Regions from separate parts of the Homo sapiens genome. Here regions 1, 2 and 3 are each linked to region 4. Evidence: chromatin contacts called from ENCODE Hi-C or POLR2A ChIA-PET data. All regions are on one chromosome and are shown on one strand. Each heading gives the region's core, a stretch centred on a gene start or an enhancer-like site at or near the end of the contact. The rest is flanking DNA. Distances are from core to core; before and after follow the strand shown.

What was found. A loop is a pair of places that touch in the nucleus more often than their neighbours do. ChIA-PET counts read pairs that join two places held with the same protein, here RNA polymerase II (POLR2A). Pooled maps may share reads with other maps.
Region 1: a loop to region 4 is called in a pooled map, with 2.8 times the contacts of the local background. The contact joins two enhancer-like sites. A Hi-C loop is called at or near these places in 1 of 168 maps with a recorded cell type or tissue (chondrocyte), 16 of 37 single-sample maps with no recorded cell type and 8 of 50 pooled maps. POLR2A ChIA-PET finds 5 or more read pairs at or near these places in 2 of 52 experiments (GM10248 and GM12878).
Region 2: a loop to region 4 is called in a pooled map, with 2.9 times the contacts of the local background. The contact joins two enhancer-like sites. A Hi-C loop is called at or near these places in 1 of 37 single-sample maps with no recorded cell type and 2 of 50 pooled maps. POLR2A ChIA-PET finds 5 or more read pairs at or near these places in 5 of 52 experiments (AG04450, GM10248, H1 and 2 more).
Region 3: a map with no recorded cell type shows a loop between it and region 4 (4-fold over the local background). The contact joins two enhancer-like sites. A Hi-C loop is called at or near these places in 1 of 37 single-sample maps with no recorded cell type and 7 of 50 pooled maps. POLR2A ChIA-PET finds 5 or more read pairs at or near these places in 4 of 52 experiments (GM12878, H1, WTC11 and 1 more).

Annotation. Positions count from the first base shown.
Region 1 is chr6:158,241,391-158,248,191 of GRCh38, forward strand. It overlaps a transcript of TULP4 not described here and the pseudogene SRP72P2. Among named protein-coding and RNA genes, the nearest start is that of TULP4, 68 kb to the right of the region's middle. RefSeq lists enhancers at 843-952, 1,063-1,132, 1,533-1,582. Within about 2 kb of position 1,306, at least 17 of the 41 ENCODE cell types and tissues checked have a DNase peak (open chromatin) inside an H3K27ac peak, as active enhancers do; they include GM12878, where a contact is called at or near this core.
Region 2 is chr6:158,266,231-158,273,137 of GRCh38, forward strand. It overlaps a transcript of TULP4 not described here. Among named protein-coding and RNA genes, the nearest start is that of TULP4, 43 kb to the right of the region's middle. Within about 2 kb of position 5,046, at least 4 of the 41 ENCODE cell types and tissues checked have a DNase peak (open chromatin) inside an H3K27ac peak, as active enhancers do.
Region 3 is chr6:158,683,513-158,690,806 of GRCh38, forward strand. The region is part of intron 6 of SYTL3 (synaptotagmin like 3); the gene reads left to right. Among named protein-coding and RNA genes, the nearest start is that of SYTL3, 37 kb to the left of the region's middle. RefSeq lists a silencer at 3,531-3,731. Within about 2 kb of position 3,464, at least 7 of the 41 ENCODE cell types and tissues checked have a DNase peak (open chromatin) inside an H3K27ac peak, as active enhancers do.
Region 4 is chr6:158,473,811-158,480,793 of GRCh38, forward strand. TULP4 (TUB like protein 4) reads left to right here. Exons shown (of 14, transcript NM_020245.5): 7 at 5,941-6,165. Among named protein-coding and RNA genes, the nearest start is that of TMEM181, 83 kb to the right of the region's middle. RefSeq lists enhancers at 950-1,522, 1,570-1,619, 1,940-2,019, 2,040-2,119, 5,541-6,042. Within about 2 kb of position 1,606, at least 8 of the 41 ENCODE cell types and tissues checked have a DNase peak (open chromatin) inside an H3K27ac peak, as active enhancers do; they include GM12878, where a contact is called at or near this core.

The sequences.
Region 1 (6,801 bases), core at 56-2,555, 230 kb before region 4:
GGCGGCTGGGAGGTGTAGGTTGTAGTGAGCTGAGATCACGCCACTGCACTCCAGCCTGGGCACCATTGAGCACTGAGTGAACGAGACTCCGTCTGCAATCCCGGCACCTCGGGAGGCCAAGGCTGGCGGATCACTCGCGGTTAGGGGCTGGAGACCGCCCGGCCAATACAGCGAAACCCCGTCTCCACCAAAACCAGTCAGGCGTGAAATTGTTTTTTTTTTGAGATGGTGTCTCGCTCTGTCACCCAGGCTGGAGTGCAGTGGCGTGACCTTGGCTCACCGCAACCTCTGCGTCTCTGGTTCAAGCGATTCTTCTGCCTCAGCCTCCCGAGTAGCCGGGACTACAGGCACGCACCATCACGCCCAGCTAATTTTTGTATTTTTAGTAGAGACGGGGTTTTACCGTATTGGCCAGGCTGGTCTCGAACTCCTGACCTTGTGATCTGCCTGCCTCCGCCTCCCAAAGTGCTGGGATTACAGGCATGAGCCACCGCGCCAGGCCAGCTTTGTTAAATTCTATAGCTTGTAGTTGTTTCTTGGAAAGCTTAAACTCTACTCTTTCCGCATTGGTTAATTTCACTTTCTTCTTGGAGTCAAAGACATTTTGGTCCTTGTTAATGGTAATGATGTTATTTGCAATTACATCTAGTAACCCTACATCCGTTGGTTTTAGTAGTAGTATTTGATTGTAAAGTTGCAGAGCCTCCTCTGTTTGACCCTGAAGCTGCAGAATATAGGCCATCTGACCATAAGTGATGGCCAGTCCTGCCTGTGGGTCTTCCTCAGTCTCATCAGTGTCTTCTGATAATGAATGGTGGCAAAGACCTTCAGCTTTTTGTAGGATGTTCATGGCCTGGTTCAGCTGGCCGTGGTCTATCAGTGCACATGCAGTGTTTAGCACAGCTCATGTGTGCCTTCTTGGAAGCCCAGGCTCTCTGGAGCCACTTTTTCCCAATTGCTTTGAGCTGCAACAACTGCTGAAGGGTTTGTTTTCCTCTCCTCATCATAAGCATCGTGGGAGTTTCGGACGAGATCTCTTTATGCCACTAAGCATTCATCATAGTGTTCCAAACGGTGTAACACTTATCCATAAAGCTCCTTCAGTTTGTCTGTCTGCCGGTTGGTACTTTCTACTGTCTTCAAGACATTCTCAATTCTGTTGAGCCTGTACTCGCAATATGCCTTTTCAAAGGAGAGAGAGTTATTGGCTAACAGTTTGGTGCAAGTATTGATGACATTCAAGGCTTCTCTGAAACTTCCTTTCTGGATAAGGCATATCACTTTACAATGCAGGCCAGTTACATCATCTTTGTGGATCTGCAGTATCTTATTGACAGGCTTGAGAGCACACAGGAAGTTGCTGTTCTGGCCGTACCGGTTCACTTCACTCCACACAGCACAGGCACTGAAACTCCACCCTGCTGCTCACTGTCGCCCAGGCTGGAGTGCAGTGGCGCAATCTTGGCTCACTGCAACCTTCGCCTCCCGGGTTCAAGTGATTCTCCTTGCCCCAGCTTCCCAAGTAGCTGGGATTACAGGTGCCCACCACAACACCCGGCTAATTTTTTTGTTGTTTTTAGTAGAGACAGGGTTTCACTATGTTGGCTAGGCTGGTCTCGAACTCCTGACTTCGTGATCCGCCCGCCTCGGCCTCCCAAAGTGCTGGGATTGCAGACGTGAGCCACCGCACCCGGCCTATCATGGAAATTTTAAAACATTGCTAACAGTGGAGACTGGTGTAATAAAGCACTGTATCTTGCCCAGCTTTGGCAATTTTAAAACGTTACCAGTTTTGTTTGAGCAATACCTCTCACGTCCCTCCACTTGGATTATTTTAAAGCAAATCAAGCTGTCATATAATTTTGTCTGTAAATATTTTAGTACATGTCTCCAAAAGAAAAAGACCCCTTAAAATAATTACAATACTATTATCTTACCTTAAAAATTTTTTCTTAGTATCATCAGATATCCAATCAATACTCCTTGACTGCAGTATATATTTGTGTGTATGTATGTGTGTGTATGGGCGTGTACGTGTGTGTGTGTGTGTTTATATCATATCATATATATATATATGATTGTTTGAATTAAGATGCAAATAAGGTCCATACATTGCAGTTGGATGGTTTAAAGTCTCTTTTAACCTATAGGTTCTCTATCTTTTTTTTTCTTTGCAACTCTTTATTGAAGAAACTGAATTTTATTCTTTGCATCCTTGTAATGTAAAATATGTTATTTTATTTCTTGTGTTTCCTGTACATTGGTAGTTCATTGTAGAGGCTAAATCAAAAGAATCCAATTTTATTTTTTTGTGAGGGCAGGATTATTTTCATCAGGAAGTCTTCTTTCTTTCTTTTTGTGATACTAGCAACCATTCTTGAATGTTAACTTGGTCTATGAGTTCAGGAGGGATTACAATATGGTTACATCCTGTCATTTAGTTATTAGCTGAAATAGGTGTGTGTGTGTGTGTGTGTGTGTGTGTGTGTGTGTGTGTAGAAATTCTCCTTTGTCAATTATTTGGTTACCTTGAGGTATAGAGTGTATAGGAAGGGTTTGAAAAGTGTCTGATTATTTCCCTTGATTTACCAGTTTTCAAAGTTATGATTTGGTCCCCTAGCATCCTCCAGTGGTGATGGTTGAGGGTTTTAAATTTTTTCGCATAACATTATGAACGCCTATTTTAGCATACGTGGTGTGTTTCAGTCCATTGCAGTTACTGTCCTTTCGATGCTCAAATTGCTCCCTCTTTGGGCAGTGTAGGCTTATTTAGGCTGGCACCTGAGTCCTTCTGACACGTCTCTAGTAATCTCATAGCTTCCTTGCTTTACGATATGATGAGATGTTTCAGGTTCGTCCTGTATACTTTCTGTTTCAGACATGAAATCAGAGCAGACCATTTTTAAAAGAAAAAAAACCTAAATGTGCAATAAACAAAATGTTCAGTTTTACTAGTCATTAAATAAATAGAATTCAGAGCTAAAGTAGATACCATTTGTTGTGGACTGAGTGTTTGAGTCCCCCTACCCCCGTTCATATGTTGAAGCCCTAAGTCCCAATGTGATAGTATTTGGAAGTGGGGTCTGTAGGAGGTAATTAAGGTTAGATGAGGTCATGAGTGTGGGGCCTTCATATGGGCTTAGTGTCCTTAGAAGAAGAGACACCAGGAGGCTTGCTTTTTTTCTCCCCATGTGAGCACACAGCAGGATGGCAGCTGCCTACAAGGGAGGAAAAAAAGCCTGAGAATGAAACCTACCTTGCTGGTACCTTGATCTTAGACTTTTAGCCTCCAGAACTTCGAGAAATAAATTTCTGTTGTGGCCGGGCATGGTGGCTCATGCCTGTAGTCCTAGCACTTTGGGAGGCTGAGGTGAGACGATCACTTGAGCACAGGAGTTTGAGACCAGCCTGGGCAACATAGCGAGACTTTGTCTCTATTTATTTATTTTTTATTTAAATAATAATAAAAAAACTAAAAACATAAAAGAAACAAAATAAATTTCTGTTGTTTAAGCCACTCAGTTTATGGTTTTATCGCAGCCTGAGCAGACTTAAGACAGCATTTTTCAGTGATTATGTTGGCAATATAATTTAGACACAATTTTTTTATTTTTTTGGAGACAGGGTCTTACTTTGTCACCCAGGCTGGAGTGCAGTGGTGCGATCATGCTTACTGCAGCCTGGCCTCCCAGGTTCAAGCAATCCTCCTCCCTTAGCCTTCTGAGTAGCTGGGACTACGGGCACATATCACCACACCTGGTCAATTAAATTTTTTTTTTTTTTTTTTAGGGATGAAGCCTCACTATGTTGCCCAGGCTGGTCTTGAACTCCTGGGCTCAAGGGATCCTCCTGCCTTGCCCTCCCGAAGTGTTGGGGTTACAGGTGTGAGCCACCGCACCCGGCCTAGACCCAATTTAGTCCTTTATGGATTTGAAATGATTTGGTAAAGTTTAATATAAAGTATCATGTTATGATGACTTCTGCTGTTCCTTCTCTTGCTGATCTTATTATTTGGGCATCTCCTGGTGTGGAAAGGGAATGATAAGGATGATGGTAATTCTCGGTGCTGGTGCAGATGAAGGGAGGTATGTCCTCTCAGATAGCCTATGTAGACATTGATGCACTCAGTCCAGATAGCTGCTGTTAGATATCACAATGCAAAGTGTGCATAGCCTTCTACCCAGAAAGTCCACATTTAGTAGGAATTTATTCTGAAGAAATAGTAGGAAATGTTAGAACAGATATATGTACATAGTAAAGAATAGGAAATAACCTTAGACAAGGAATTATTTAAATGGATTATATTACCTTCCTTGCATGCAGCCATTGAAAGTGATGACATGCATTTATAGCAACCAATCTGGGAAGGTACCCATAATATTGAGTGAAAAAGATAGGTTACATAAACATAGGCACAGCACTTGGAAACATATAGGCACAGAAGATGCTGAACAACTAGGCTTTGAAGGCTGAGCCGAGAGGATCTAAGCTCCAGAAACCACCTAATAGATGTTTGTTTAGGTAACCATGGTCTCAAAGACTGCACCAACTGGTTTAATTCTCCTGTCATAAGATTCAAATTTCCTGGACTGAGCATATGATTGACCGTGAGTAATTTGCCTACCCCTTAGGGGTGTGTGTGTGTGTGTGTGTGTGTGTGTGTGTGTGTGTGTATTGTTCTCAATTGAGATTTCTATAAAGACCATATAGAATGGGGACGGACTCACAAGGAGAGTTGAGGTTATTTTAACTAAAGAAAGGGGAAGACATTCCAGGAAGACAAGGAGATAGATGCTCACTACCTATTTAGCTAAAATTAAATACATCTGGGCCGGGCATGGTGGCTCATGCCTGTAATCCCAGCACTTTGGGAGGCTGAGGTGGGTGGATTACGAGGTCAGGAGATCGAGACCACGGTGAAACCCAGTCTCTACTAAAAATACAAAAAAGGATTAGCCGGGCGTGGTGGCAGGCGCCTGTAGTCCCAGCTACTCAGGAGGCTGAGGCAGGAGAATGGCGTGAACCCAGGAGGCGGAGCTTGCAGTGAGCTGAGATCGCACCACTGCACTCCAGCCTGGGCGACAAAGTGAGACTCCATCTCAAAAAAAAAAAAAAAATTAAATACATTATTTGCTCAGAAACATTAATCACATCTCTATAAAATGACTGCAAACTCTGATAAATAAATGCTTTCTTTTCCTTTTAACCATCTCTTTACCATGGTAGGATCTATACCAGTGAGTCAGCTCTACTTGGTTTCTTGCTTTCATAGAATATAATTGGTGAAAATTAAAATTTTGAATTCATGGATTTAAAAATTTATGCCCTTTTTCCTTTTAAATATGGCTAATTTAGAATCAGTTATTTTTTCTAATGTAAGCAGAAATAACAGTCTCTATACTTATGTGGTGTCAAGGATACTCACCCGTGAGATAAAGAGTATTTTAAGAATAGAATTGAAATGTAGTATTTATGGAAAGCTCCAACAGTAATGGTGTGGTAGGTTATAGAGTGTAGGAAGTTATTCTGTAGGTGTGCAGCAGTGCTGTGCAGAGGATATAGATTTATTTGAACATCTTTCTCACTGTTATTATTTTTAATCAGAAACACAATTAGAGTCAAAATGGATTTGAGAGAGCTTTGCAAAAGATACACACTATAATGTAAGATACTGATTTCTCACTTTTTAAAAATTAAAGACTCAATTTAGACTGTAATGGATGGGAAAGGATTTGGAAACATGTTACATGGGGTATTAGGTTATTACCATTATTTCTACTGTTTCTTCCTTTTGTAGTTTTAACATGTATCCCAGTTTGTAATGGGCATATTAGATCCCCTGGGATAAAGTGCTTGTAGAGTCTAATCTATTAATGTCTGGTTAAGTCTAAGAATTTGATCCTTTAAGTCAATCATGGTTTATGAAACATTTTTTAAGATTTTTATGAAAGAAAGCTATGAAGTCTTACAGCTTTTATTTGTATGTTTCAGCTATTGATCCAGCTAGTTACTAGTTGGAACACTACATTCTAAAGACTCATTCGTATCTGCTTTCCAAAACTGTTGCTCAGCAATTTTGAATTCTACTTAAATGTTATAGAGTGTTGTCACTAGGTTCAGAATTTTTTCATCCTACTGGATGTTTCTTTTATTAGTTTCTTGTCAAGGACAAAAGGAAGATTAGTTTAAACTTCTTGAGTCAGTTATACCTCTGATTTGTGTGTGTGAATGTTTTTCAGTCCCAGTTAGGGAAGTCAAGAGTTTTGTGTAGGAAGCTCTTACAGGACCATGTTGTTCTCCCCTGCAACTGTGCCTTTCCACTATCTTTGGCTATTAAGAGTGTGTTTACCTCCATGGGGAAATGCACATCATTGTTACGAACAGCTATGGCAAAATGGTAGTGTCAGAGATCCTCAGACAACAAACCGAGCTGTTAGTGCCGGGGCAGTTTTAATATTCATGAAAAGTTGATCAGCAGTGATGTTACCATAGGCTGAGAAAATATACAGGATTATCTTTACACGTAATCAGTTTCTTAAGCTTCAAATGACCCTCTTAGCCACAAAACCGGAGGCACAAATTCAGCTCCAGTGGTTAGAATATCAAGACCTATATCATAAGAAGTTAGGCTTCTGCTGTGCGCACAAAACCCATCAGCCAAAGCTGACATTTTCGGCAGAGTTACTGTTTAGAGTTGTTAAATAATCAGAGAATTTAACTGTTAACTGTATGTTAACAGATTAGAGAATGCCATTAAAATGTGATGCCTGGCCGTGCATGGTGGCTCATGCCTGTAATCCC
Region 2 (6,907 bases), core at 3,796-6,295, 200 kb before region 4:
TCTTTTTGAAAAATTTTTTATTGTGATAAAATTTACTTTTTTTATGGAGACAGGGTCTCACTCTTATCCAGGCCGGAGGGCGGTGATGCAGTCACGACTCACTGCAGCCTTGACGTCCCGGGTTCCAGCGAATCTCATGCCTCAGCCTTCCCAGTAGCTGGGACTACAGGCACGTGCCACCACGCCCAGCTAATTTTTGTATTTTTTGTAGAGACATGGTTTCACCTTGTTCCCAGGCTGGTTTCGAACTCCTGGGCTCTAGCAATCTGCCCATCTTGGCCTCCCAAAATGCTGGGATTATAGGTGTGAGCCACTGTGCCCAGCTAAAATGTACCATTTTAACCATTTTAAAGTATATAGTTGGCTCTACATATCCGCAGGTTCTGCATGTGAGGACTGAAAACGTTCAAAGAAAAAAAATACAACAAAAATATAGTAGAACAATAGCATTTACGTTGTATTAGGTAATATAAATAATCTAGAGATGATGTATATGAGGGATGCATATGGGTTATGTGCAAATAATATGCCATTTTATATGAGAGACTTGAACATTTAAGGATTTTTTTATCTACATGGGTCCTAGAACCAACCCCCATCGATATTGAGGGACAACGGTATAATTCAGTGGCATTAAGTACGTTCCTGTTGGTGTACAGCCATCATCGCTATCCATCTCCAGAACTTTTGTTCATCTTCCCAAACTGAAACTCTGTGCCCATCAAACACTTCCCTTTTACCCCTTCCCCAGCCTCTGATAACCACCATTCTATTTCTGTGTCTATAAATTTGACTACTCTAGATACCTCATATTAGTGGAATCATAAAATATTTGTCTTTTTATATCTGGCTTATTTCACTTAGCATGATGTTCTGAAGGTTCATCCATGTTGTAGCATGTGTCAGAATGTCCTTCCCTTTCAAGGCTGAATGATATTTCATTGTATGTCAATACACATTTTGTTAACCCATTCATCTGGGTTTTTTTCTTTCTATAATCCAGGACAGTGCTGAAACCCATTCATCTGTTGATGGACACCGGGTAATTAAACTTTTTGAAGACATAATAGGCCATCAAGTAGATAAATCATACTAGAAGATGCAATTTTTGCCCTCAAAGAATACTGAAGTTGATATGCCAACATGTCAAACACAGAAGATGAAAGCAACTAAGTGATGTGAGAAGTCAGTGTGGGTTCATACAGAGTAACCAAAGGAGGTTGTCCTTGCCTTTCATCTAGTTGTTAGACTGAGGGAGGGTAGGACCTGGGAGGATTCCAGAAGAAGGTCTTCAGTTTGATTTCTGACCCTCCCACTTCTGTTGCTCTGTTAGGCCTCTGTGTACAGTTAGCAGCCATCTCATAGTAAATCTTCCAAATAATTAGGAGGGTCACTGCTTTGTCAGGACAATTTATACCCTTTCTCAATTAGCAAATTGTGTGGCAATCCAAAGTTAACTGGAGTGTTGCTCCCCTTTTCTATTTTGCTCCCGTGTGGATGTGGTGCAAGAAGGCCTGCCAAGGTCAGCCTCCCGTTTTCCTCCGTGGGTTGGTATAGACATGTTTGTTGGCCAGACATTGCCTAAAGCCCTGTAGTCAAGGGTGGTGTGCTTGCATTTGCCTGGCTGAATTAAGGCTCTTGGTGCTTTTCTATCAGTCGAATCCCTTCTCCTCCATGTCTTCTAGAAATTGAGAAGGGTTTATCAGTGGTACCTCACTCTGTTTTCCACAGGTTTTTAAAATTTTTTTTTGTTCTTTTACATTTGTTTGATCTTTTCTTTTCTTTTCTTTTCTTTTTCTTTTTTCTTTTTTTTTTTTTTTTTGAGACGTACTTTTGCTCTTGTTGCCCAGGCTGGATTGCAGTGGTGCGATCCTGGCTCACCACAACCTCTGCCTCCTGGGTTCAAGCGATTCTTCTGCCCCAGCCTCCCGAGTAGCTGGGATTACAGGCATGCACCACCACACTTGGCTAATTTTTTTTGTATTTTTAGTGGAGACGGAGTTTCTCCATGTTGGTCAGGCTGGTCTTGAACTCCCAACCCCAGGTGATCCGGCCACTTCTGCCTCCCAGAGTGCTGGAATTACAGGTGTGAGCCACTGCACCCGGCCTTGTTTGATCATTTTAATGGGACTTTGGGGAGAGGGATAAGGTAAACAGATGGCTCATTCATCATCCTGAATTTATTTTTGTGTACTATTTATTGTCTTAGTCTGTTTGGCTGCTATAACAAAATACCTTAGACTGGGTAATTTATAAACAGTAGAAATGTGTTGCTCACAATCCTGGGAGCTGAGAAGTCCAAGAGCAAGGCACCAGTGGACTTGTTGTCTGGTGAGGGCTTGCTTAATCACTTCCCAAAGGCCCCACCTCGTAATGCTATTACATTTGGTATTAGGTTCCAACATAGGAATTTTGGGGGGACACCAACATTTGGATCATAGCAATTACATTTTCCTATTTTACTGAACTCTTAATTGTTCTGATTTCATTTGATTCTGTTGGGTTTTCCAGATGGAAAATTATATTACTTACAAATCAGGGTGATTTTTGGCTCTATTTTTATATGACTTTTTTCTATTTTTATATGACTTTTTTTCCTGTTGTAATATTTTGCTTGTAATTTCTAGAATGATACTGAATAGCACTTTTGGTGAGCATCTTTGGCTTAATCCTCCCTTTAGCCTTTAGCACTGTTGGCTTTAGTCACTTTCTGCATATTGCCAAATTGCTTTTTGGAAAGCTGCACTAGAATTGGAGAGTGCTTGTCACCCATGTCCACACCCAAGCTTAGTGACCAGAGCATTGTGAAGGGTCTTTCCAATTTGTGGCTCTTGTCATTTTAAAATTAAATTTGGGTTTGCCATTTATTATTTTTTTCTAGAAATTCTCGAGTCTGAGAATATGAGAATAGAGTTGGCCTAGGTTCATACATTGTTTTGTTCTCACCAGATAATTACACAACTTTTTCTTCCTATTCCAAAGTAACAGTGTTGTGGAGTGGAAATTACTGTTGTTAATTTTAGCACCATAGTTTGGTGGAAAAAAGTATGGGTCTTGGAGCCAGATATCAGAACTAAGCTATGTCACTAATAGCCTAGTGACTTTTCATAACCTTACTTAAACTCTTTGAACTTTAGTTTCAGCATTTGTAAAAAAAAAAAAAAAAAAAAGGATTTTCCTGTCTCACTGGGAGACTGAGAACATGGAGTAAGATGCAAAGTGGGCCCTTCCTTAGTAATGGAGAAATCATTAGCATTCACATACAAGGCCATTCAGCAAGAATTCGTTGCCATTTGAGATTTTGATAGACTTTAATTTTGATCAGAGATAATTTTAACCTTTTTTTCTCCGTGATTCTTCATCCCTGATTTCCAGATGGAATCAGGGTCAATGATAATTGTCTCTGCATATTTCTTTAATAATCTATTTTATTCCAGATTTTAAACATTGCTTAATGGGTAGAATATAAATGAAATTGCAAAAGCAATGTCCAACATTTATTTAGCACTTTACTATGTGGGCAGGTAATTAAGTACTTGACATATGTTTATTTAGTCTTCCCAACATTCCTACTTCTTGGGAAATGAAGGTGTTTGAAAAGTTACCCAGTCAGGTGGTGGGAGAGCCAGGCCCGGTGCCCGGCAGTCTTGCTGCTGAGCTGCTGTCACTGTTCTGCCTTTGTGGTCTTCACAGGGTTGCTCCCTTTATTCCGTGTTCCTTAAGCCCATTTTATTGCTTCTAGATCTAGGAAAAAACAAAAACACTGAGTTTTTGAAAAGGCTAATTGTTTTAAAGTTAAATAGTAAGTGTCAAATGTACAGCATTCATATCTATTAAATATACGTTAATTCTACTCTGTAGCAGTAAGACCCTTTCCTATCCAGGCAGTATAATTAGATCTTCTATATATCTTTAATAGCCTTCTATTTATCTTAAGAACTCTGGCTTAATTTTCTCTTGGATTATTATAAAGTCTTCATTATTGAGATATTTTTGTCAGTAAATTGTCCTTACTTGGTCCAACTTGGAGCTCTCTTTCTTTGTTTTGCTCTTGCATCATCATCTGAAGACCCTACCTTGGCTTTATCCTGCCAGGGACCGGTCATTCCAGCAAGATTCTCTCAACTCTGCTCCACAGCACTTTTTTGGCTCTTGATTACAGGATTTACCTTGTAGTATTGAAGTTGGTTTATTTTGCCCATCTTCTCTCACTGTGTAGGGTGCTTCTCGGGGCTAGGGACTGGACTTCGATGAGTTTTGCATTGTCAGCACCCGGCCTGTTCGGCCTGTGGTGGGCACTCACTAAGTGTCTCTGGTACCGGGGCCGGTGATGGGCACTCAGTTAGCGTCTCTGGCCTGAGTGTTGCTTGGCTGCTTTCCTGGTTTGACACTGCACTTTAGACTATTGCAGCTAAAATTAACACACATCATCTGTTGATGTGATGCTTGCCTCCTTTTAAGCTTTTCTCAAGCTTTCAAAATTTCTTCCTGAAGTTTTTCCTTCACAGATGAAATTGCTCCTGAATTAGAGGTGATTTACTCCAGGCTTCCTTGTGCTTAAATGTGGCAACTTTCAAGGCTGCCTTCATTTTTGCCTCAGAGTTTATAAAGCAGCTTAGTGTGAATAGATGCTGTAGGGCCGGGCACAGTGGCCCATGCCTGTAATCCCAGCACTTTGGGAGGCTGAGGCAGGTTGATCACCTGAGGTCAGGAGGTCAAGACCAGCCTGGCCAACATGGTGAAACCCTGTCTCTATTAAAAATACAAAAATTACCCAGGCATGGTGGCAGGTGCCTATAATCCCAGATACATGGGAGGCTGAGGCAGGAGAATGGCTTGAACCCAGGAGGTGGAGGTTGCAGTTAGCCGAGATCGCGCCACTGTACTCCAGCCTGGGTGACAAAGTGAGACTCTGTCTCAAAAAAAAAAAAAAAAAAAAGATGCTGTACTGAGTTTATTTAATATAAGCAGTTTTATGTTAGTCACTGCTCTGTTGAGTTTTGTTTCATTTTCAATTGTTGCTTCTCATGTGGTAATGAAGAAAGCATTTAAAGGCCAAGTTAAGTGGGTGCCTAACCAAAATAGGTCCAGCTTCCTCAAGTTGTGTCATGACTTGTTGATGAGGAGGAAGGGCAAGGAGACATCTAACTCTCACAGGCTTTGTCTCTTGTAGCTCAGATAGGGTTTCTTTAATCCATTTTAGAATTTTTTTTTTTTTTTTGAGATAGGTTCTTGCTCTGCCACCCAGGCTGGAGTGCAGTGTGCCATCATAACTTGCTGCAGCCTCAAACTCCTGGGCTCAGGCGATCCTCCCACCTCAGCCTCTGAGTAGCTGGGGCTACAGGCGGGTCACCACATTTGGCAAATTTTTAAATTTTTTGTAGAGATGGGGTCTCACTCTGTTCCCCAGGCTAGTCTCAAACTCCTGAGTTCAAGCCATCCTCCTGCCTTGGATTCCCAAAGTGCTGGGATTACAGGCATGAGCCACCACGCCTGGCCCCACATTAAAAATTTTGAAACGGTAGCTTTGATTCAGGTGTAACTGTCCTCCTAAAGAAAAATAAAATGTTCTGAGAAGTTTTAGTTTAAAGTTGGAAAGCACTGAGAATAAATCTGTTTTGGGGGAAACATTGAAATGCTACGTTTGAAAATCTGTAGAATTTGCTTCAGGTGAGACAAAGGATGGGGTAAGTCATTGAAAGGACTCACTGGGACACATGTGCAGTGGAGGGTTTAAAAGTATTTGCGGAAAAATATTTAGAACGTTTAATTTCTAAATTAGAAATGTATGAGTGAATTTAGGGGGAAGGGGCTGGTTAAGTACCCAGGGATTGGTTCCACAGTTGCTGAGCATACACTGTCACCAAGTCAGATGTGGCTACTGTCCTCGGGGAGGTGACAGGTAGAGGAGAAAGCCTTATCCACTAGGTTTTAATTCAAGGTGCCAAGGACCATGTGATGTGGCAACAGGTGCATTTCAAGCATAAAGAGGTGGAATTTTTCAGTTGGGAATTACCAGTGGTCACCAATGTTTTTATCATCAGATTCTTTTTATATTTTCTTTCTTCCTCCCTTCCTGCCCCAATGGCTATGATCTTATTACTAGCCAAGAATTGTTGTTCAGTACAAGATAATGGTATTAATAGCTCGTATTTGTTTTTTATGCTTAATGTGAGCTGAATGAGGGAGAGGCTGGAGCTGAAGAAGAGGATCTGGCAGTGAGTGCTGTGGAACCTCAGCATCCCAGGCCAGCCAAGGCAGAGGAACAAGCAGAGGAGACAGAAAGAATCACAAGGGAGGAGGAAACTATCAGGAAGTTCCTTTAGAGAGCTTACAATTAACTCACTGAAATCCCTCCACAGCTGCCTGAGATAGGTTTTGTCATACCTCCATTTTACAGTTGGGGAAACTGAGACCTTGAGTAGTTAAGTAGCATAGCTCTAATGCAGGAAGTAGTCATTGACAGACCCAAGATTTGAAGTGAGGCTGTCAGCCTCCTGAGTTCCCCTTCTTAATCACTACTGCTTTCCAAGTTTCTAGAGTGTTTCAGTCAAAAACAAATGTGACAGTTAGGTTTGTGTAACTTTACTATAGTAGATGTGTAGTTCTCAATACATACTTTATCTTAGCTAGAAGGCTAAGGAAACGATCAATATGTGTTTTAAATATTGAAAAAGAGCTTATGGACTTTGATTATTGGGTTTGTAGATGCATAGAGATCTCATGACCTGGCTTTGGGAATCTGGTCCGATCTTGTCATTTTGCCTTTGGCGAAAGTGAAGGCCCTTGTTGAGGGACCTACCCGACACTTCACTGGAGCTTGAGCCTGGGTCTCTTGAGTCCAAGGACAGAGTTTTTCCCATTGTACTATGATGTCCTTGGAATGTGTGTTCTTCACACAGACAGT
Region 3 (7,294 bases), core at 2,214-4,713, 210 kb after region 4:
CCGGCCAGGTTGGCCCCATTCTTTAAGGCTCGTGCACTACAAGGTTTCCCTGGCTTCCTGCTTCTAGGGGTGATGTCCCCTCCTCTGAAACACCATCAGTGCTGGGTTTGTAATTCTCTTCTGTAATTGTTGCAAAGTTCCTTATATTGTAGCATTGTTTGTGCACTTCTGTTTCTCTCTACAAGCAGTAACTGTGATTTTAAAATCTTGTTAGCCCATATTGCGCCAAAGCACAATACCTTGTTTATAATACTTGAGCAAGATGATTGAATCAGTGAAGACCACAGTGAGTGAAGAGCGTTTGAACTGAGCAGAGGTTGATGCTTGTGGAGTGAGCGCATGTTGCGGTAATATGGGTGGAAGCATTTTGTCCGTATACTGTGAATGTCTTATAATGAGATGTTGACCTAAAGAAGGAAACTGAGGCAAAACTAATACAGGTGGAGAGTTTATCTGGGCCAAGGCTGAGGTCTGCAGCCCAGGAAACACTTCCAAGGGCTCTGGAGAACAAAGGAGAGAAGGGTGAATCAGGAGAGGGGCGATTACAAAAGCTGGTTTTCAGGAATTCTCGTGGGTTTACGGAAATACCCGTAATTTATTCATGATTCATGATTGGCTATCCATTGCTGAGCTATAGGCTGTGGGTGATGGTGTCCAGTGTGTGGCATTGTTAGGATAATTTATGGCTATTGGTGGTGACACTCAATCTAGAGTCCGTAGAGCAAGTGGCTTTGAAATGATTAGCCCAAGTTGGGGGACGTGATTGCGGGCTCATTTCGGTGTCTCTCTAGGCCTGATACTTTAAAGGAGGCTTGTGTTTCTTAGATTAAAAGTTTATTTTCTTTTTCAAAAGTATTTGCAATGTATGTTGTGCCAGTGTAATTGGTAGCTGGGACCTGGAACTGTGGAGAGAATGATTTGTGCTTTGATCACAGAAGAGCTGTGATGGGGCATCAGGACAAAGGCGCACACAGGCACCGTCACGGTGGAGTGCAGGCAGGTGCTGTGGGAACCACATCTGACTATATCAGGGATGCGGGCAGCACCCCTCCTCTGTGATGTGATGTTGGGGACCTAGACTCACAGCCTGACTCAGAGGGCAGCGGTGGCTCTTTTCTAGAAAAAGTGGCAATTTGCAGGTAGGGAAATAAGCCATAGAACCTCACCCAAAAGTTTGTTGGCAGTAAAGGAAGCCATTCATTTGGGTTGATATTCAGCTTTTATAAAGGGTGGATTTGCCCAGGTGTAGATTTGGTTGGTACTAAATTATCCCATGGTTTATATTCCTGGCTCTTCTTAAAAAAAAAAAAAAAAACGCTGCTTCTGCCAAGTTTATTGGAAACCTGGAGGAAAAAACTAATACTAAGGGTCATGTCAGGCAATGGAATGAAGCAGGGTTGCTGTTTCCTCTAAGCCAGTGTTTCTCAACAGCTTCTTACCGCCACCCTCTCCCCTACCCCACATAGCCTTTTTAGAGACTTTTTCAAAGTTGCTACCATAACCTTTTGATATCACAGATATCATATATCTATGTACTGAGGCCTTTTGGAGAGCCACAGACGGTTGAAATAGGTAAGATTTGCTACCAATCTTTGTCCCCTTAGGGGTGCCGTCATCCCATGTGGAATGTGTGACCTTGGCAAAGCAACTGCAGCACAGGACTTTTCTCTGTTTTTATTGCTTTTATGTCTCTCTCTCTCTCTCTTTTTTTTTTTTTTTTAGATGGAGTCTCGTTCTGTCATCCAGGCTGGAGTGCAGTAGCATGATCTCAGCTCACTGTAAACTCCTCCTCCTGGGTTCAAGGGATTCTCCTGCCTCAGCCTCCTGAATAGCTGGGATTACAGGCACACGCCCCATGTCTGACTAATTTTTGTATTTTTAGTAGAGATGGAGTTTCACCTTGTTGACTGGTCTTGAACTCCTGACCTCAAGTGATCTGCCCACCTTGGCCTCCCAAAGTGCTGGGATTACAGGTATGAGGCACTTCACCCGGCCACTTTTGTGTTTCTTTAAAATACTTTTTTGACCGGGCCCGGTGGCTCACACTTGTAATCCCAGCACTTTGGGAGGCCGAGGTGGGCAGATCATCTGAGATTGGGAGTTCGAGACCAGCCTGACCAACATGGAGAAACCCCGTCTCTACTAAAAATACAAAATTAGCCGGGCATGGTGGCACCTGCCTGTAATCCCAGCTACTCGGGAGGCTGAGGCAGGAGAATTGCTTAAAGCTGGGAGGCGGAGGTTGCTGTGAGCCGAGATCATGCCATGGCACTCCAGCCTGGGCAACAAGAGTGAAACTCCATCTCAAAAACAAACAAACAAACAAAAACAAAACCTTTTTGTTGGTGGGCTGGAGCCTTCTTCAGAAGGTAGACTCTACCCTTTTCCACATCAATTCCTAGCTTATAAACAGTAGTGCTGTAGGAGGTGAAGTTTGTCATTTCTCAATGCCAGCTAAGTGCAGACATCTGCTTCACTCAAAAAGTTTTCTACGTCGTTAGAAGTTCTAGCATCATTATTTCAGGTAAGTAGTTTTCATGTGTGCATGAATGTATGTGTGTGTGTTTGTGCACACACGTTACCATCTTGTCATCTTTTCAGCACTTCATGTCTCCTGAGTGAGTGGGAGAAGTATGTTATCAAGGTGACTTAAGATAAAAAGGGAATTAGGAAAGAGGTGAGACTGATGTCTTAGGGTTTTCTTTCTTGCCTTATAACTTTAAGAATAAAAACTTCAGTAAGGACAAACAAACCAGGGTCAGGAAGATCAACCTCAGCATAAATCATTCTTTTTTGCTGATGTCGTTTCTATCAATGTATAAAATAAACACCAGAAAAGCCCTAACTTTCCCTCCTTCTCTACAATGCTTCCTCAAATGCCAGGGTGCCTCATTTTCCCATTGTCCTGTTTCAGTAGAGTTGGGGTAAGAGGCATGGAACTATGGGGGAAAATGCCAGGTTAGGAGCACACAAGTAGTGCTATGAGCCAGACCAGGTTGGGTGGAGTTTGCAGCGGGTGCGTCAGGAAAGGTAACAAGGATCAGGTGACAGAGGTTTAGGTGGACAGGCAGGAATTCCACCACGCTCCTATTTGTGGCCCTAAAAGAGAACCAGGTGCAGTCATTGAGGAGTTGAATTGAATTTGTGCTGCAGCAGTTAAGATCCACTTAGGGAAATAGAAACTGTCTGGTTATTTGAATAAGAATTTACTTTAGGGATTGGTTAGACAGGAATTGGAGGCAAAAAGGGAATAGTGAGAGAACAGAGCTAGCAGCTGCAGGAGGCAGACACCCTCCGACCCTGTTGAGCTGATGCTGGCCAGACACAGGTCGGAAGGAAGGCATGAGCCCCTTCTCCCTCCTCCTGGCCCTGGTCTCCCTCTGGAAGCCCCCACTGGACCCTAATAGGGAGGCAACTGCAACCTCAATTCTCTGATGTGTTCCGGAAAAAGTGGTTTTGCATGTTCTCTAGTGTTTTTGTTGTCATGGTACCGGCAATACTCTTTCCAGCCCTCTATATCCTGAGCAGAAGTTAGAAAAACTAGATGGTGGTTTAAACCACAAAAGTGTACAGACAGCTCCAGTCTGTGCCTCTTTCCACGCACTGGTTATCTATTGCTGTATAGCAAATTCCCCTCAAACCTAGTGACATAAATCAAGTAACATTCTTTGACAGTTTCTGTCTTCAGTGGAAGGCTCGCCTGGGGCTGGGGGATCTGTGCTCTTGGGGCTTACCCTCATACCTGGCCAGTGACTGCTGGTATTGGGAGGAGGACTTGGTTCCTCACCATGGGGATATCTCCACAGGGCTGCTTGAGTGTCCTCATGACATGGCGGCTGGCTTCTCCCAGGGCAAGTGATCCAAGAGAGAGAAAAGCAGAGCCCACAATATCTTTTATGGTCTAGCTTCAGAAGCCACACCCTGTCATTTCTGCTATGCCCTATGGGTCCCACAGGTCAGCCCTAGTCAGAGAGGACAAAGGGTCTGAATATCAGGAAGCAAGAATCACTGGGACCGTCTGTGTGCTACCAAATCCTGTGTTCCTTGTCTTGGGAGAATGGCGACACCTCTCACTCTGTCTCCAAATCCACAGACCTGAGAATCAAACTTGACTCCTTTGTTCCTCATTCTGCCGCTACATCTGGTCAGTCAGCAAATCCTGACATTTCTGCCTCCTGAGTCTCTGGAATCTTCCTCTGCCCTTCATTCTCACTTCCAACGTAGCAGCTCCTAACTGCTTCCCCCTTGGTCCATCTTCTATTCTGTGAAGAGAGGGAGCTTCCTTTTCTCTTTGAAAGGAAGTTACTTACTTTCTGATTACAGAAGTAATGCAAACCTTGCAAGCATTTGGGAAACACAGAATAGTATTTAGATGTAATGGAAATACTACCACAATCCCAAACTACTGTAAATTACATGCACGTGTACACACCTGCACACTCCCAGCCTTCTTTCTAGGTAAGCCTGTGTATATGTGTGTGCACAGATAGACTTATCCAATTTCAAATGTATTGTGATCAGACTCTATGTGGTTTTATTTTGCTTTTACAATTCAACTTGGCATAAACATTTTCCTATGTTATTAAGACTTCTTCCAAAATGTATTGATGACTCCATAAAATACACCAAATATATGCACTATAGTTTATTTAACCTGTTCCCGAGTGTCTGTGAGTATATCACTGTATTTGATTTTTCATGTTATAGATAACTCTGTGATGAACGTCTTGTACAGGTATTTTGACATGTCTGTTTATTTTTGGGGGGTAAATTCTTAGAAGAATGATTGGTCAAGTGTATGAATACTTGAAAGGCTTTTGATGTTTTGCCAAATTACCCTCTGGGAGTGTGTGCTTATTTACAACAGGCTGGCAGGGTACACAAATTTCCTTCTTCCCACACTCTGGCCCCCATTACATTCTGAGCTTTGAAGCATGATTTCAAATTACATTCACGTAAAAAACTAGACGCCAGGCTCAGTGGCTCATGCCTGTAATCCCAGCATTTTGGGAGGTCAAAGCAGGAGGATCGCTTGAGCCCAGGAGTTCAAGACTAGCCTGGGCAGCATAGTGAGATCCTGTCTCTAAAAAAATTAAATGAAATTAAAAAATTAAAACCTAGAAAATGAAGAAAATCATAAAGAGCAATGTTAAAAATACAGCAGCTTCACCCAGAGAACAATTGTTGACATTTTAGTATATATTATTTCTGTTCTTTTGTGAGTGTATGTATCTATGCTTGTGGGTGCATATCTGTATGTGTGGATATATGTGTGTGTATACACACATATACATAGACTTTTTTGAAGTATTTAGGTTGAACCATAAGAAATTGGTATTTTTAGGCAAAAAATTATTGAATAGAGGCAATTTCACATGAGTCAGGCTAATATATTTACATAATTGAAATCAAATTGTATGTACAGTTTTATCCTAATGTTTCTTCATGTAGTAATTTATAAGGAACATTTTCAGTGTCCATAAATATCATTGGCTATATGATTTCTGATGAGTGTATCTCACCCCGTCATAGGAATGTGTCATCATTTGTTTAACCAAATAACTATTGTTGGATAGTTAGGGGATTTCCAGCTTTCTGTTGCATTTTTGAAAGTTTATAAGGTTATTAAAATGAGAATAATGCAAAGAATATCCTTGTAGATATCTTTTTGGCACATCTCTGAATATTTCTAGAAAGAGAACAAGATGAAGGTTAGGAATGTTGCCTCCTTTAGAAAGGGTGTGGAATTATCCTTAAAAATAAACCAACATGCAAACCAATAGATAACTTTATCAGTTTGGCAAAACAACATTGGTCATGCAAAATGGTTTTCTCATCGTTTTGATTTGAATTCATCTCATCACGAATAAGATTGAGTATCTTCCACTTTTCAACCTTCTGTAGATGTTCTTGGTATGTGAAGGCGATTAGTCCTTTTCAATCATGTTAGTTGCATGTTATCTTCCTAGTACATGGCCTTCTTTATAATTTTGTTTTTAACACAAAGAAGTTTTTTGTTTGCTTGTAGGCAAATCTCCTTTTCCCGTATAATTTCTTTTGCTTTTATGCTTCGAGACTTCTTCCTTATCCTGTGATAGGTTAAATATCCACATTAATTTTCTTCTAATTTTTACTTAACTTTTTTTTTTTTTTCCCCTTGAGACAGAGTCTCACTCTGTCACCCAGGCTGGAGTACCATGGCGCAATCTTGGTTCACTGCAACCTCCACCGCCTAGGTTCAAGCGATTCTTCTGCCTCAGCCTCCCAAGTAGCTGGGATTATAGGCACATGTCACCATGCTCAGCTGATTTTTGTATTTTTAGTAGAGACGGGGTTTCATTATGTTGGCCAGCCTGGTCTTGAACTCCTGGCCTCAAGTGATTCGCCTGCCTTGGCCTCCCAAAGTGCTGGGATTATAGGCCTGAGCCACCATGTTAACTCTTTACAATCATCAGGAGGCCCTATCTAATTTTTTTTCCTCCCAATCCTTGATGTTCCTGGTACCATTTGTTACATAACCATTCCCTTTCCCATTGCGTTGTAACCCAGGGCCACTGATTGGCACAGCGTGGGGCACCACTCTCCTTGTGCCCAGCCCTGCGCTCCAGCGGGTGCTGTCTCATAGAGGACACACGGTGCCCTCTCCTTCACCTGCAACTCTTGGCAATTTGGCCCTAGCCAGATTTTGAATGTTTGAGAGCAGGAGCTATGAGTAAAGGAATAAGTGAATAAATAAATTGAGCAGGGATCTGCTCATTTGGCCACAAAAAGTGCTGTTAGAGGGAGTAGTGTCCATTGTCAGTGCCCAGCACTGAGTAGGCACCTTACAAATGTAGACATCCTTCCCTTTTTGACACGGGGAAACCTAAAGCTAAATGTAACATTCAGTTGCAGTAATTCCAGGAATCATTACACCCTCTGCACCCAGTTTCCTTTTTATTAGCTTTTACTTATTTCTCTTTTGATGATCTTATTGGATATGTGCAATTTAAGATAAAATGCCCCCCAGATTTCCTTGGAAGTAGACATGCTATAAGAATCTAGTGAAGAATAATAAATTGTGGTAATATGTGTTGTGCTATTTTTTCAACTATTAAAACAATTTAAAAACAAGAAAAAATGAGCCTCAGTTCTTCATTTTGTAGAGCGATAGTACAAAAAATTTTAAATATTTTGATTTATTTAAAAATTTTTCTGATTATAGGCTGGCTTTTTCCCCTAAAATTTCATAACTGGATATTTAGTTTTGTGGTCTTAAAATAATTTCTTTGATGCCACCGTGGTGGTTCATCTG
Region 4 (6,983 bases), core at 356-2,855:
CATGCCTGGCCTTTTAAAAATTTGTTATAAACAGAGTCTCACTGTCTCCCAGGCTGGAGTGCAGTGGCATGATCATAGCTCACTGTAGCCTCAACCTCCTGGGCTCAAACGATCCTCCTGCCTCAGCCTCCCAAGTAGCTAGGACTACAGGTGTGCACCACCACACCCAGCTAATTTTGAAAATTTGTTTTGTAGAGACAGGGTCTTGCTATGTTGCCCAAGCTGGTCTTGAATTCCTTGCCTCAAGCAATCTTCCTGCCTCAGCCTCCCAAAGTGCTGGGATTATAGGCATGAGCCATTGCACCTTGCCCTTCTTCTGTTTTAAAGTGAACTATTTTGCACATGTTTGTACAGACATAAAACATTTCATCCTACTAGGTGCATTTTCTTCAAGACAGATCCCCCATCCTTCTTAGGGAGAGCTACAGAAAGAACAAACAAAGGGTGGAGAGGGAGGCTGGAGAGCCTCCGACTGTCCCAGGAATCTGCCTCCTCGGTGGCCGGGTAGCCAGTCCTCAGCCCAAGGCCTCCCTCAGTCATCCAGAAACCCTGTGCTGGCACTGCCTGGTTTTCCCTGTCCAGGACCAGTATAGTTGGTTTTTGTTCCTCCTACATTTTCAGAAGACTCTATCCAACTCACTGCTATATACAAAAATAGTAATATAGTGAGGAAGCTTTCAATTCCAATTAAATAGATTTCTCCTCTCAGCCAGGCCTCTGCTCAAACCACCTCCAGGGCAGCCTCCCTGCTCCCTCTCTTCAAAAAGACCCCCTTGCTGTTGCTCTGGCTCTCGCTCAACACTGTTTTTTACTTCACGGAATTTCACTACCTCACGTTATCAGGTAGTTCCTGTCACAGATACTGAGATACAGGTTGAGTACTCCTTATCTGAAATGCTTAGGACCAGAATTGTTGTGGATTTCAGATTTCTTTTTAATTTCAGAATATTTGCATTGTATCAGGTGAGCATCCCAAATCTGAAAATTCGAAATACTCCAATGAATATTTCCTTTGAGCATCTTGTTGGCACTCCAAAAGTCAGATTTTGGAGCATTTTGGGTTTCAGATTTTCAGATTAAGGATACTTCACCTGTATTTATTCTCTCCCTGCCACGCCAGGATGTAAGCTCTACAAGGGCAGAGAATGTATTTGATTCATTGTCAGTCCCCTTATAACTAGCATGGATCTGTCCATTTGTATACATTTAGCAAATATTTATCTAATGACTAACAGCTCAGTAGATAAAAAAATGATTGGCTGGACGCATGGCATGTCTTGTGTACTAGCAGGAGGAGAGGTGGCAGAGTAAGGAACGGGCACCAGGCCTTGATTGCCACACTCCCTGGTGGGAGGTGAGGCAGGGCTGGCCCGCATCTTTTCCTTTCCGGGGCTCAGCCTCAGCATTGAGGGGGAGAAGCCAGAGGAGAAGCCTGCCCCTCCATGGGCCACTCGCCTCCAGCACTGTGGCCTAGAGTTTGTCCTTTCCAGCTGAGCAGTGGTTCTCCCTGTTCCACCAGACCCACACTCCCTGAAATGCAGCTCAGTTTCTTGCACTTTTGCCTCAGATTTAGACGTGTAAAATATGTGAACCTCCCTATGCAAATTAAGATTTGAATGTCATCTGCTTCACAGTTCTAGCCATCAGTTCTAAAAATAGTCGTTTTATGGGATTTGAGAAAGAGATTAAGACCGCAAACTTACAATTGAGTTTTTCCCTAGCAGACAGCAGCTGTTCAAACACAACGTGAATCTGGGAGCTTTGAAGAGCTGTGCTGTTCTGCTGCGGCTCAGCCTAGTAGGCGGAGGTTCTTAGGGAGGAGGTACCTTCAGCATGGGTGAGGTCTGTGGGCCTGCAGACAGTGTGTTCATGTTCTGCCATCACCCATGAACCTAGAGGACAGAGTGATGGAAATTGATGACTGTGAGGTGGCAAAATCAGGACTAGCGTTAGTGAACGCCCCGCCCCGTGTCTGTGGCCACATGCAGTTAGCGCCATTTGACTCTTGTTCTTGCCAAAACTACAGAACATTTGTAGCGAGGGCTTTATAGGCTGGAATACCAGTAAACAGCCAGGGAAAAATTAACACCAGCAGAAATGTGACTTTTAAAAAGTAAGATGACCTGTTAGGGACTTTCTGTGGACTTACAGGGGTCCTGAGAAGTCATACCCTGCTGCCTCACTTCTGACCAAACAGTCATCACAGTCATTCATTTCCCCAGGTCAGTGATGACTCAGAATCTTCAGACAAGAGGGGCAGTTCTTGTTATCTGTCACTCCTTCCCCGTTTTTCTAGCACAGCCTTAAAATTATTATGGCAAAGGTACCAGCGTTTATTTTGCTGCTTTATCATCTTACATGGACTATATGCTACACAAACTAAATTAAATTAAATCAATGTGTCCGTGCCCTGCCCTCTCCCAGAGTAAGTTTTCACTTACTTGGGCAAGTAAATGAGTGCTGCACCCTAATTAATTTAATGTAAATTCCTGTGTTGGTGTTCTTGTCCCATTCTTAGAAGAGGGGATTTCCTGGTAACGTTGCCCTAGATAATAATTATTCCTTTGAGACCCTGCAGACCTCACTTCTCCAGGCTAAATAATTTCAGCCCTTTTTCTCCCAGGTTCTAATGTTCCATCCTTTAATCTTTCGCGTCTTCTCACTCCTGCTTGGCTGAGAATTCCAAGTCGTCCGAGCGAATGCGCTACCTGGTTTGGAGTCACACCATCCTCCCTCGCCTTCGAGATGTGCCAGCGACTGTGTTCCGTGTTCATCCAACCATGCTACCTGCCTAATTACCTGTGGGCTCTCTTCTGCTGTGATGAACCCCGCAGATCATTTATTTATATGCTGTGTAAACAGCCTGTTTCTCTTCCTATTTGCCTTTTCTATAGACATGTTTGGTTTGTTTCTGAGTAAAGCAGCTTTGACCAAATGGACTAAGGGGCCATCTGGGGCTCACGATTTTGTATGTGATGGACAAATGGTTAAATTTTTCAGTGGAGTATTACGCATTCTTTAGGCTGTGGTATCAATATGTTGGCACTTCAGAGAGTCAGCACCATGTAGTAAGATAAGGACCAGCAGTGGAGCTGGGGAGGGATGAGAATCACAGCTCTTCCACCATTTATTACTATAACAAGGTACCTAGCCTGCCTTAGCCTCTCTAACCTCATATGTTAGATGAGAATAATGTTATTCATGTGGGAGAGTAGAACGGATGCAGTGAATTCAGGTATGTGAGCATTTGATGTGCTTGCTGTTGGAATGTAGTTTTGCAGACAAGGTTGTTTTTGTCAGGATGGGTGGTAATTATATATATAAAGGTAACAAAGCTGATTTTCATCTAGTTGAAGGTCTGTGTGAGTGGTTTAAGTTCTTGGTACAAAGATATAAGAGACACATACTTATGATAATTTTATATAAAATATATCATCAACTGTTATACAGAGATAGTTACTATGAAAAGCAGAACTAGGAGGGAGGAGGACAGAGGATAAATACAGAGTGTCTGCCTTTCAGATAGCTGGACTAAAGAGGAATGGGAAATTAGAGGGAAGAAGTGTCTGATGTTTCTGCAGCCAGTCAGGTTGTGCTCATTGAAAACTGTTTTTCCAAACAACCTCATTAAAAAGTGGGCAAAGGACATGAACAAATACTTTTCAAAAGAAGACATACATGCAGCCAACAAGCATATGAAAAATGCTCAACATCATGAACCATTAGAGAAATGCAAATCAAAACCACAGTGAGATACTATCTCACACCAGTCAGAATGGCCATTATTAAAAAATCAAAGAATAATAGATGTCGGCATGGTTGCAGAGAAAAGGAAACGCTTCTACACTGCTAGTGGGAGTGTAAATTAGTTCGGCCATTGTAGAAAACAGTGTGGCAATTCCTCAAAGAATTGAGAACTAACGTTCGACCCAGCAATCCCATTACTGGGTATATACCCAAAGGAATATTTGTTCTATCATAAAGACCCATGCATGCATATGTTCATTGCAGCACTATTCACAATAGCAAAGATATGGAATCAACCTAAATGCCCATCAGCAGTAGACTGGATAAAGAAAATGTGATACATAAACACCATGGAATACTATGCAGCCATAAAAAAGAACAAGATCATGTCCTTTACAGGAACATGGATAGAGTTGGAGGCCACTATCCTTAGCAAACTAACGTAGGAACAAAAAAACCAAATACCATATATTCTCACTTCTAAGCCGGACCTGAATAACAAGAACACATGGATACAGGAAGGGGAACAACTTGAGGGTGGAGAGTGGGAGGAGGGAGGAGGGAGAAGATCAGAAAAAATGCCTGTCGGGTACTATGCTTATTATCCAGGTGACAAAATTACCTGTACACCAAATCCCTGTGACACAGTTTACCTATATAACCTGCTTGTGTACCCCTGAACATAAAAGTTAGAAACAAAAATAAAACCATTTTTTGGGGGACTTGAGCTCTAAGTTATGAATATTGTCTTAGGGGGCTCAGAGGTAAAGGGACAGCAGCGTATCTTTAAGATCAAGCATGATTTTGTTACTAATAGAGCCTCTGTCCTAACCTGTACTTTTGGGGGTTGACGATACCAGAGTAATTTTTCTGTGCATTTTCTGTGTGTTGGTTTGCCCTGTCTTCAGCAGTGATTATGTATTTCTGTAAGTTAATAGGTCCCTTTGTGTGGGGCCTGCCCCCTGTGTGGAATCATCTCATATGGAGACATGTCCTGGAAGTGTCCCAGAAGCCCCTAGACTTGAGTTTTCCAGACTCCTTGGCCAACAAACACGGCCCTCCCCTGGGGACTGTGGCCATCACCCCACCCTGCAACTGCCTGGCCTCCTGTGGTAGAAAGGGAAGATGAATGATCATCAGCGCTCCATCTGTCTGGATCGGAATGAACAAATCTCTTGCTGCTTCTCCGTCACGACCCTTCACCTTTCTTTCTCCCTTGGCTAGATGGCACCCCTGAGCTTTGGATTTTTTTTTATTATAAGAATTTTCTAACTTGCATATTTGCATTTTGGCCTGCATTCTCAAAGATAATGATGGCCATGACCCTAGCGAGGCTACCACAGGAACCGTGTTCTCCTCAATCGCCTTTCCAGGGAGCTTTCTTTCCCTGCACCGTCAGTGCCAAGGGAGGCTGAAAATGCAGTGACTGTGGGTTATATACTGTGATGGCCCCAGAAGGGCTGTGACTCCATCACCTCCTGTAATCCTCACAGGGTCCCCACTCATGAGAAAAGGGGGAGGCTTCTAGGGGTTATGGATAGTCCCCAGGTCACACAGCTGGTAAGACCAAGTCCATTGTTGATCTGACTCTGGACGGAAGGGAAGGGCCATCTGGTCTACCTCATCACCACCTCCCCAAGCCATGGGAACCACCCTTGGGTAATTTGGGAATCTAGAAAAACAGCCCTTCAGTAAGGAATGTGAGTTACTGCACCACAAGGTGATTGCCCCTACTAGTAGAAACCTTACTACCCAGAGCTCAGTTGGGTTTCATGACCCCAAATTAAATGAAATATAATACAGGTAAACAAACTTTATAAAATTATTCCAATGCTTTAATGCTCTGGCCTGGGGACCTAATTACTTTTATTTTATTTTGTTTTATTTTTAAGATGAGAATCTCGCTGTATTGCCCAGGCTGGTCTTTCAGCCTGGCCTCATGCAATCTTCCCACCTTGGCCTTCTAAAATGCTGAGATGACAGCCTTATGCCACCATGCCCAGCCCTCTAGCCAATTTTCAATAAACATACTGAATTTTCGTAATATAGTGTCTAACATTCTCTACTGTGCTTTTAAAACCAGTATTCTCAAAACAGCTTATTTTATTTTGCTCGAGACAAGTGTGCATTATCCCTTTTTGCTTCCCACAAGAGCAAAAGCTTAAGCATTGTCTTCCCTTCACTTCCTGCCAGCGCCCCATCATCTCCATCTGCTGGGGTCACCGGGATTCGAGGCTGTTGATGGCATCAGGACCAGCCCTGTACGTGGTGCGTGTGGAGCACCGGGTGTCCAGCCTGCAGCTGCTGTGCCAGCAGGCCATCGCCAGCACCTTGCGTGAGGACAAGGACGTCAGCAAGCTGACTCTGCCCCCCCGCCTCTGCTCCTACCTCTCCACTGCCTTCATCCCCACCATCAAGGTAAAGCCCTCCACCCCTCCCTCTTCCTCCTCCCTCACCTGTGCTGGCTCCCCACAGAGCCAGGGCAGAGACAGGTGAGGGTACCAGAGTGAGCACATGGGGCCATGTGCAGCTGTGCAGGATCCTGTCATGTGCTGCCAGGTCTGCAGTCTGTCGAAGCATCATGGTCCATGTCCATGAGAGATTTGCCCTGTGTGGTGGCTGTTATCTTTCTCATGGCAAAGCTGGTATTCCTGGACTTCTGTGTCCCTCTGATGATCAAAGGAGTGACCATTATTCAGCATTTCCTATATACTAAGCATTGCACCAGTTAATTTTTAGAAATCTGTCTTGTTCAGTCCTGACTTCCTGACAGATGCCATTATTCGCATTTAAGGAAGCAGGAAACAAGTTAGGAGAAGTTAAGTAACTTGCTCCCTAGCTGGTTAGGGGGACAGTCAGGATTAGACCCACCCCAGTTCTAGGGCCTGCTCTCAGCACTGCTGAGGAGGGCCACTCCAGCCAGCACTCAGCGTCAGCCACCTTTTATACCAGTGGGAACTCTAGAAGGTAGCATGTAGAATGCATCTGCCAGTTGCTGTTCAAGTGTGGGTCCCCCTAACCTTGGGTTTTCCCAAGTGGTTCTCTTTTATATTCTGTCTCTCTTCTTCTGAGTAGCAGACCCATTTGTTGGTTACTTTTTTCCTGAAACATCAAAGTTTTAGAATCTGTTGGGTTGTTTTTTTTTCCTAAGTTGCCTTACACTATTGATTCTACACGAGCAGATCTCAACACCGGTGTATTATATAGCATTGGAAAATACAGGTGCCCAAGGCTGC